Regions from separate parts of the Homo sapiens genome. Here region 2 is linked to region 1. A link is an interaction called in ENCODE POLR2A ChIA-PET data of the cell type or tissue named here. Cell type or tissue: MCF 10A. All regions are shown on one strand. Each heading gives the region's core, and the rest is flanking DNA. Links, peaks and the distances in the headings are about the cores only. Region 1 overlaps TSC22D3 (TSC22 domain family member 3). Region 2 has its middle 25 kb from the start of MORC4.

Region 1 (5,380 bases), core at 248-5,247:
TTTTTGGCTCCCCAAGCATCATCTCACGAGGAGAACTTTACACCTAGCACAGCTGGTGCCAAGAGATGTCCTAAGGACATGGCCACCTGGGTCCACTCCAGCGACAGACCCCTGACAAGAGCAGGTCTCTGGAGGCTGAGTTGCATGGGGCCTAGTAACACCAAGCCAGTGAGCCTCTAATGCTACTGCGCCCTGGGGGCTCCCAGGGCCTGGGCAACTTAGCTGCAACTGGCAAAGGAGAAGGGTAGTTTGAGGTGTGACACCAGTTTGCTCCAGAAAGTTTAAGGGGTCTGTTTCTCATCTCCATGGACATCTTCAACAGCTTCACCTGACAACGACTGTTCCTATGAAGAAGCCACTTGTGTTTTAAGCAGAGGCAACCTCTCTCTTCTCCTCTGTTTCGTGAAGGCAGGGGACACAGATGGGAGAGATTGAGCCAAGTCAGCCTTCTGTTGGTTAATATGGTATAATGCATGGCTTTGTGCACAGCCCAGTGTGGGATTACAGCTTTGGGATGACCGCTTACAAAGTTCTGTTTGGTTAGTATTGGCATAGTTTTTCTATATAGCCATAAATGCGTATATATACCCATAGGGCTAGATCTGTATCTTAGTGTAGCGATGTATACATATACACATCCACCTACATGTTGAAGGGCCTAACCAGCCTTGGGAGTATTGACTGGTCCCTTACCTCTTATGGCTAAGTCTTTGACTGTGTTCATTTACCAAGTTGACCCAGTTTGTCTTTTAGGTTAAGTAAGACTCGAGAGTAAAGGCAAGGAGGGGGGCCAGCCTCTGAATGCGGCCACGGATGCCTTGCTGCTGCAACCCTTTCCCCAGCTGTCCACTGAAACGTGAAGTCCTGTTTTGAATGCCAAACCCACCATTCACTGGTGCTGACTACATAGAATGGGGTTGAGAGAAGATCAGTTTGGGCTTCACAGTGTCATTTGAAAACGTTTTTTGTTTTGTTTTGTAATTATTGTGGAAAACTTTCAAGTGAACAGAAGGATGGTGTCCTACTGTGGATGAGGGATGAACAAGGGGATGGCTTTGATCCAATGGAGCCTGGGAGGTGTGCCCAGAAAGCTTGTCTGTAGCGGGTTTTGTGAGAGTGAACACTTTCCACTTTTTGACACCTTATCCTGATGTATGGTTCCAGGATTTGGATTTTGATTTTCCAAATGTAGCTTGAAATTTCAATAAACTTTGCTCTGTTTTTCTAAAAATAAACTTGGTGTCTGACTGAGTATAAATGGACTGGGTGGGAGAGGCCCCTCACCCAGTAGGGGCTGTTTTGCTGACCCCCTGAATATCCCTTGAGCACCCTGTCAGTGCCAGGCCTATGCTGCAGCCGTGATCTCGTGTCATCTGCACAATACTCATATGAAGGACATGCTGTTTGCCCTCACTGTCTGGATAAAGAAACTGAGACTCAGCGAGTTTAAGTGACTTGCCCAAAGTCACATGGCTATTACGGGAATTAGGACTCAAGCCCAGATCCTTCCTCCCTCTCCTGCTCCGCTTTCATATGAGAGCTTCGGAGTGAGTGGCAAGGTGACTCATAACACACAACTGTAGCTTGAGGGGGTGATTTGGGAGGAAAGATACCCCGAGGAAGGCCCAAAAGAAACAGGCAGGGTATACATAGGAGGGAGCGAGAAGAGCGGAACCAAATCAACAGGCGTGGGCCTCTTCTGTCTTCTGAAAACATCACTGGGCTCACTTAATGCATTCTCCTTAATACCAATCCACATGTGACACTTGACTTGGCAAAGGAGCTAAGAAGGCTCTAGTAAGAGAAGGAGGGAGAATGTATGAGGTAGCAAAACCACCCCCCTTTCCTTTGCTCTTCCCCTTACTTCCAGCCAAGGAAAGATATCCTCAGTCCCTGCTGAAAGTTCTCAGGGACACTGCTGAAAGTTCTCTCACCAAACCCACCAACCACGTGGGTAGGGCCAAGTCTAAGGCTCCTGGCTCCAGATTCCTTCCTCCACCTCTCTTTGGGGTTCATTATCACCCATCACCCTTTCCCAGCTCCATGTCCCCAGCATCCAGAGACCTAGCATTTCTCTGATTGGTTGTTGATGAGTGCTTAGTGTCTCCTTTACCACGCCCTAACCTGAACTTCCTCTGGACCCTGAGCTGTGTTCTAAGCCCACTATGTTCCCAAGGGAAACGATCACCTCTCTTCAAGTGACTCCATTCCATCTCAGCTTCTGGTAGCATATATACCTATCCTTTTCCCACTTGAAATTGGGGAAACAGAACTCCTTGATTTTCCTGAGCCACAAACCTCAGGGTGACCAAGATATCTTGCCCCCCGCCCCTTACATCAACCACTGCCTAAATGTAATCAAAATGACATGCTTCTTCCTCTGTAAAGGTCATACATGTTGACATTTTGGGTTTTTTTTTTTGGTTTTTTTTTTTGAGACAGGGTCTCACTCTTGTTGCCCAGGCTGGAATGCAGTGGGGCCATCAAAGCTCACTGCAGTCTCAACTCCCTGGGCTCAGATGATCCTCACCTCAGCCTCCTGAGTAGCTGGGGCTACAGGTGTGCACCACCACTCCTGAATATATATATTTTTTTGTATTTTTAGTAGAGATGGAGGTTTCGCCATGTTGCCCAGGCTGGTCTCGAGCTCCTGGACTCAAGCAACCTGCCTCCTTGGCCCTCCAGAGTGCAGGGATTATAGGCATGCGCCACTGCACCCAGCTGACCTGTTCTTTTCTAATCACCAAAACCCTTCAGAACATTGCAAACTCCTGCTTGCTGGCCTCTCAAATCCCAATTTCCCCACCTGCTCCCAACCTTGCTATTCATAATGCCAGGTTCATTGTCTATACCTGCCAACTGGTTCATGGCATGCAGATTCCACAGCTGCTGGTACAGATACAAACTTCAAACGAGTGCATTCAAAGCCCCCTGGCAGCCATTCCTCACCCTGACCAGCTCTCCCAGTCCCCACTTACTCCCAAATCCCCACCTTTCAAAATTAGCTCAGAGACTTTGTGGCTATTTGGTTCATCTTCTGTAGACTTCCCATGCCAGACTTGCAGCTGAATGAGAAAAAGCAGATGAAAAAAGGAAACCTAGAAAATAGCCCAACAACGCCCCAAACCTCTCTGGTCATCAAGCCTTTCTCTACAAGAAAGGGGAAAAAACTGGCCCCACAGTCACATAGTGGTAAAGAGAGAACAACTTTGTTTCCTAGGCAACGCTGACTAAACAGAGACAAACACTGCAACTTCTGAGGCCACAGCAGTTACTAGGCTAGATAAGAGGAAGTTTGTAGATGTTTCTTAGTCACATACAGGAGCTGCTTTCTGTTGTTGTTTCTCCACAGAAAAGTGACTAAGGGTGGAGGAAGGCAAAAGAACACGTTGCTCCTGGAAAGACTTCCATGGGTTTTAGGCTTCTGGGCTCAGCTGGTCCAGCTGGACCCAGAACGAGGAAAATAATAATGAGGCTTGAAGGAGTATGCATCCCCTGCCTGCTTTTGCCACCTCTGCATGTGCCCTCCCATCTATTCTCTCATCTCATCCTCATGGAGGCTTCCCAGCATAGCAGCAAGGATCACAAGAGCACTGCTCCCTGGCCCCGCTTCCGAGTACAAAACATTCTGTTTCCTGCCCTTAGAAAAAGAGGCAGTTATGATTTACCTCCATTTGACAGACGAGAAAACTGAGAGCCAGAGAACTTAGTGCTACTCCCATGGCTCCCACATGTCCCATGGGGCAGTGGTTCCCAACCTTAGTGACAATAAGGGCCCTTTTTTTATGTCAAAAATATTCTCAAACCTCCCCCAACTCTATAGTACTTGAACTTTTGGTATTCATTGAGAGAGAAAGAGAGACTCGGGTGGGCGGGGCCGGGGGGGGGGCGGCAGGACACATAATTACAAACACTGGCTGTGAATTCAGTGGGCCTTAAAGGAATTAATTATATTCACTACAAAATCAAAGACATGGATTTGAAAGCTAAAACAACAATGCATATATTAATTAGCTAGATTGAGCCATTCCACAATGTGTATATATTTCAAAACATCACAAATGCATACAATTTTAGTTGTGTCTGTCAATTTAAAGAAAAAGTAGACTAGAACAGAAATGTGGGTGATGGGTTATTTCCAGACAAGGACTGCTTGGGACACAAAGTGTGAGGCTTTCAAGCTGGGGATGGCCACAGAGGAGGGTGTTCCAGGAGGGCTCCGACAAGGAAGCCAGGGGCAGGGCCTCTGGGACCTGGAGTATCAGCAGAAGGACTCCAGAAAGACCATAGGAAAAAAGGTGCATGATCCACTGTCCTTTAAGGTATTGTGAAGTTGGCTGGGTGCAGTGGCTCACGCCTGCAATCCCAGCACTTTGGGAGGCCAAGGCGGGCAGATCACCTGAGGTCAGGAGTTCGAGACCAGCCTGGCCAACATGGTGAAACCCTATCTCTACTAAAAATACAAAATTAGCTGAGTGTGGTGGCGCATGCCTGTAATCCCAGCTACTCGGGAGGCTGAGGCAGGAGAATTGCTTGAACCCAGGAGGCGGAGGTTGCAGTGAGTCAAGATCACACCATTGCACTCCAACCTGGGCAACAAGAGCGAAACTCCGTCTTAAAAAAAAAAATGATAAAATTATTGCAAAGTTGCCCTCACATCATCCACATCATCAATCCTATTTATGCTGGAAAATCTTGCTTTCAACTCTCAGCACCTCTCCTCCTAGTTGGTTAGAAATTAATGGACATAATTACAGCTTTGTAGACGGCCCAGTTCCTCAGGTTATCTCATGTACAGGAGCTTGTTGAAACCCAAACACTTAATACTTAACCGCCTCCACAAGATCAGGCAAGGTTTAACAGAGAACTCGATCAGTTAGGTATTCCAAGCAGACATGGTTTCCAGAGATGAGCTGGCTGAAAGAGGAGGTGATCATACTAATTACTAATAATAGCTAACACTTACATGGCACTTACTTTACGCTAGAAACCGTCATAAGACTTTTTACATCTGTTGACTCTTAATCCTGTCCACAGACATATGAGGTATGCCCTATTGAGATCACCATTCTACACATGAGAACATGAAAACACTACGGCACAGAGAGGTTAAGCAACTTGCCCAAAGTCATACAGCTGGTGAATGGCAAAGCCCACATTGGGGGGAGGCAAGATTAATGCACTGAGAAGCAGGATAGAGAATCTGAACAGTTTTCATAATTCCTCCAACGTAACCAGAAGTGTTCCAGGGCTCATGGTGGGAAGGGGGAAATAGAAGAAAGACCACCCCAAACTAGCAGAGGGACTAACACAAGGAAAATAAATGACTAATGAGCACGGGAGGGGTGGCAGTGAACAGAGAAGAAGGTAAGCGGGAGGG
Region 2 (5,380 bases), core at 96-5,095, 690 kb after region 1:
GAAACTAGCAGAGGTTCATTTATAAGGTTTAAGAAACAAGGCTTTCTCTATAACATAAAAGTGTAAGGTGAGGTAGCAAGTGCTGATGTAGAAACTGCAGCAAGTTTTCCAGAAGAGCTTGCTAAAATCATTGATGAAAGTGACTAAACAACATATTTTCAATGTAGCAGGAAAAAAGCCTTCTATTGGAAGAAAATGCCATCTAGCATTTTCATAGCTAGAGAGAATTCAATGCCTGGCTTCAAAGCTTCAAAAGACAGACTGACTCTTTTCTTAGGGGCCAGTGCAGCTGGTGACTTTAAGTTGATACCAATGCTCATTTACCATTCTAAAAATCCTAGGGCCCCAAGAATTATGTTAAATCTCTGCTTGTGCTCTATAAATGGAACAACAAAGCCTAGATGACAGCACATCTGTTTATAGCATGGTTTACTGAATATTTTAAACCTACTATTGAGACCTATTGCTCAGAAAAAAGATTCCTTTAAAAATATGACTGCTCATTGACAGTGCACCTGGTCACCTAAGAGCTCTGATGGAGATGTACAAGGAAATCAATGTTGTTTTCATGCCTGCTAACACAGCATCCATTCTGCAGGAGTAATTTTGACTTTCAATTTCTGTTTTTTTAAGAAATACATTTCATAAGGATATAGCTGCCATAGACAGTGATTCCTCTGATAGATCTGGGCAAAGTTGAAAATTGAAAACCTTCTGGAAGTTGAAAACCTGGAAAGGATTCACCATTCTAGATGCCATTAAGAACATTTGTGATTTATGGAACAAGGTCAAAATATCAATATTAACAGGAGTTTGGAAGAAGTCGATTCCAGCCCTCATGGACAACTTTGAGAAGTTCATGACTTCATTGGAGGAAATAACTGCTGATATGGTGGAAATAGCAAGAGAACTAGAATTAGAAGTGGAACCTGAAGATGTGACTGAATAGCTTCAATCTTATGGTAAAATTTGAATAAACAAAGGGTTGTTTCTTATGGATGAGCAAAGAAAATAGTTCCTTGAAATGGAATTTACTTCTGATGAAGATGCTGTGAACATTGTTGAAAAGAAAACAATGGATTTAGAATATTACATAAACTTATTTGATAAAGCAGTGGCAGGGTTTGAAAGGACTGACTCCAATTTTGAAAGTTTTACTGTAGGTAAAATGATATCAAATGGCATTGTGTGCTACAGAGACATCTCTCCTGATAGGAAGAGTCGATCAATGTGGCAAACTCATTTCTTATCTTATGTTAAGAAATTGCCACAGCCATCCCAGCCTTCAGCAACTACCACTTTGATCAGTCAGCAGCCATCAACATTGAGGTAAGACCCTCCACCAGCAAAAAGATAATGACTAGCTGAAGGCTCAGATGATTGTTAGCATTTTTTAGCAATAAAGTTTTTTTTTTTTTTTGAGATGGAGTTTCACTCTTGCTGCCCAGGCTGGAGTGCGATGGCACAGTCTTGGCTCACTGCAACCTCTACCTCACGGGTTCAAGCAATTCTCCTGCTTCAGGCTCCCAAGTAGCTGGGATTACAGGCGCCCACCACCATGCCCTAATTTTTGTATTTTTAGTGGAGATGGGGTTTCACCATGTTGGCTAGGCTGGTCTTGAACTCCTGACCTCAGGTGATCTGCCCGCCTCGTCCTGTCAAAGTGCTGGGATTACAGGTGTGAGCCAGCACACCCGGCCCAATAAAGTGTTTTTAATTCAGATATGTACATTGGTTTTTTTTAGACATAATGGTATTGCACACTGAATACACTACAGTATAGTGTAAGCATAACTTTTATATGCACTAGGAAACCAAAAAATTTTTGTCACTTACTTTATTGCAACATTCACTTTACTGTGGTGCTCTGGCACTGAACCCACAATATCTGCAAGGTATGTCTGTATTTGCGACTGCAACCCCACCCAACACACACACCATTTTAAGGAAGGATCAATTAAATCAAAAGACTACGAATATTTTACTATGGCTAAAGTATAATGGGAACTCTTGTGTTGGCTGCAGCTAGTGTAATGAGCTCCCTGTCTACCCTCCACTCTCCACATACTAATATCCATTTGTTACCATTGATAAACTATGAGAAGTGTTTGTTTGTTTGTTTGTTTATTCTGGGGAGAGGAACCAAAAGAGATGAAGAAAGAGAACAGAGGTGATAATATAGGATGTGTTCCCAGCCCTGTGTACTGAGTGACCCCTTGTGGTTAGAGAAGGATGAACAAACCAGAAATGGCAGGGAACATTCAAGAAAGGCTCTGAAATTCTGGGCGTAAGTGGGTTAGCTTTAGATCTAAGTCAACACAGTGTAATACAGAATAGGAAAAGCCCTTTTTGCCTATTCTTGGGACTCAGTACTGATTTGATACCCTAAAGAGCGAGCATTTTTGAAGCATGCAGAGACAGTTTACTTGACACTATAGGTGGTATCAGTGGTCATGCTTTTCTGAGTAGCTCGTCAGGCAGCAGTTGTAGACAAATGGGATTCAGAAAAGGAGAAAAGAACAGGGTGACTGCTCAGTGATAACTACAGTGGATAAATTAGTTTATATCACATGAGAGACATCTCTTTGCTGCAGTCTCCCAGTGGACATTTGTATTACATACATATACACAGGCACACATATTCATGGAAAACTGTATTGACGGCATGAGTATGTATATAGAAAGACAAAATAATCTACAGATAAAAACTATAATAAGTGAATTTGGCCATTTTACTAAATAGAAAGTCATTATGTAAAAGATCAATTTTATTTCAATAGACTAGCAACAAGTAATTGTAAATGAAAAAATTTTAAAAATACTATTTAGAATAACATAAAATACCTAGGAATTAGATTAACAAGACCTCTACACAAGAACCTACAAAATATTAGTGAGAGAAATTGAAGCAGATGTAAATAAATGGAGGAATTTACTAAGTTCTTGAAGAACTCAATATTGCAAAGATGTGAGTTCTGCCCAAATTGATTTATAAACATAATATAGTCCAATTAAAATCTCAGCACATTCTTTCTTCAGGGAGTGGAAATTGACACGCTCACTCTAAAATTTAGAAAGTGATGCAAAGAGCCAAGAATAGCCAAGACAATCCTAAAGTAGAAGAACAAAGGGAAGATTAACACAGATAGCAATACTTATAAAACTACATTAATAAAGACTGTGGCCTTTTCAAAAGGACAGACAAATAGACTAATAGAACAGAACACAGTCCAGAAATAGGTCCACACACATATGACATTTGATTTGTGACAAAGATAACACTGCAGAGCAGTGGGAAAAGGAATTCTTTTAAATTAATTGTTCTAGGTCTATAGAAGGAATGAAGGAAGAAATGAATCTCAGCCACAACCTCACACCTATACAAAAATGATTTCAAGGTGGATTGTAGATCTAAATGTGAGAGGCAAAACAGTAAAGCTTCTAGAGCATAACATAATAAAGCATATTTATGATTTTTGGAATAACAAATATTTTTAAATGGGAGGCAAAAATAACACTAACCATTAAAGGGAAATATTAAATTGGAATATATTAAAATTAAGAACTTCTGATCATCAAATTGTACCATTAAGAGAGTGAAAAGGCTGGCCAGGCGCAGTGGCTCACGTCTGTAATCCCAGCAGCACTTTGGGAGGCCAAGGCAGGCGGATCACTTGAGGCCAGAAGTTTGAGACCAGCCTGGCCAACATGGCGAAACCTTGTCTCTACTAAAAATACAAAATTAGCTGGACCTGGTGACGCATGCCTGTAATCCCAGCAACTCGGGAGGCTGAGGCAGGAGTATCACTTGAACCCAGGAGGTGAAGGTTGCAGTGGCCCAAGATTGTACCACTGCACTCCAGCCTGGGCGACAGGGCAAGACTTTGTCTCAACAAAAACAAAACAAAACAACAACAACAACAAAAAGAGTGAAAAAGCAAGCCACAGAGTAGGAAATGTTTGAAAAATATATTGCTGACAAAGTACTCATATACTATACAAAATAAAGAACTACAAATCAGTAAGAAAAAGACAGAAGCCAGGCGTGGTGGCTCACGCTTGTAATCCTAGCATTTTGGGAGGCCAAGGCAGGCAGATCACCTGATGTCAGGAGTTCGAGGCCAGCCTGACCAATTTGGTGAAACCCTGTCTCTACCAAAAATACAAAAATTAGCCAGGCATCGTGGCAGGCGCCTATAGTCCCAGCTACTCAGGAGGCTGAGACAGGAGAATTGCTTGAACCCGAGCAGCGGAGGTTGCCATGAGCTGAGATCTCGCCATTGCACTCCAGCCTGGATGACAGAGCGTGACAGAGCGAGACTTCGTCTCAAAAAAAAAAAAAAAAAGGGCAAAAGACTTGAAGAGGCACTTAATAAAAAAAGATATACAAATGGCCAAAAAACATATTAAAAACTGGGCCATGTCATTAATCATCAGTATGTTCAAATTAAAGCCACAATGATAAACCACTACACATCCATGTGGACATTAAACTAACACTAGCAAATTATGAGGATATGGAGCAAAAGGAACTCTCATATATTCTTGGTAAAAATTTAAATTGATACAATCACTTTGGAAAAACTTTTGGCAGTCTCTACTAAAACTGAACATATGAATATTCTAAATGTATATAAAAGGCTTATCACTACAGTAACATTTCAATAAAATGATGTGTAAGATATATGAGAATAATCTTTTTTGGATAAAGTACTTTGAAAAGCCAGTAGGGTGAGGGAAAAATTATCATGAGGCATGGCGTCTAAGATTGTTGCTTCCTTGCTGATCACTAGGCTTTCTTTTGCTAAATGGGGTGCCAAGATAAAGGTAAAAGTTGAGTATCTCTGGATAATTGGGATAATCTTGAGAAACAGTTTGCATGAAGAAGAAGAAGGATTGCTAATGGATGAGAAGAATATTAAAAAACAAGGGTGTTTGACAACTATCAAATTTCATAAAGATGCATAATACAAACTCTTTCCCTGGATTACATTCATTTAGGGGATGCCCTGGTGGACCTGTAGCAAGAACAAGGGCTGCCCATGGGGAACCTGTCACATATTGGTGGCTATTGTTATTATGCTGAACACATTTTAGCCAGTATTACAACCCAGTTACTATCAAAAGAAATGAACATATAGCTTGAAAGTGGTCCTTCCCCTTGGAGGCTCTAGCCTTTAAGTTGTCCTGGGAAGATACCACAGTATCTGCCCTTCCAACTCCCAGCTGGTGGACCTAAAAGCAATTTTTGAGGATCAAGGTTTAGGAATGATACAAGACTTACAGATCAAGGAAAATCACTTTCAAGTTGTCAGAAAGAACATACTGCTCAGGTAGGTGCAGAGGCTGTGAATTCAACTAAGGAGGGTTTTGGGGGATT

What was found. Peaks named below come from ENCODE experiments on the same cell type or tissue, not always from the same donor. Only the 100,000 strongest peaks of a DNase experiment are listed, where the experiment ranks them.
Region 2: POLR2A ChIA-PET joins it to region 1 with 5 read pairs; 2 of 35 experiments call an interaction of 5 or more read pairs at or near these places.

Annotation. Positions count from the first base shown.
Region 1 is chrX:107,709,076-107,714,455 of GRCh38, reverse strand. It overlaps TSC22D3 (TSC22 domain family member 3), which reads left to right. Exons shown (of 3, transcript NM_198057.3): 3 at 1-1,235. Among named protein-coding and RNA genes, the nearest start is that of TSC22D3, 64 kb to the left of the region's middle. In MCF 10A, for the core only: no CTCF peak of the experiment used is centred there; DNase peaks (open chromatin) are centred at 1,555 and 3,255.
Region 2 is chrX:107,022,571-107,027,950 of GRCh38, reverse strand. No RefSeq gene overlaps it. Among named protein-coding and RNA genes, the nearest start is that of MORC4, 25 kb to the right of the region's middle. In MCF 10A, for the core only: CTCF peaks have their summits at 2,023 and 2,227 (motif pointing left); no DNase peak of the experiment used is centred there.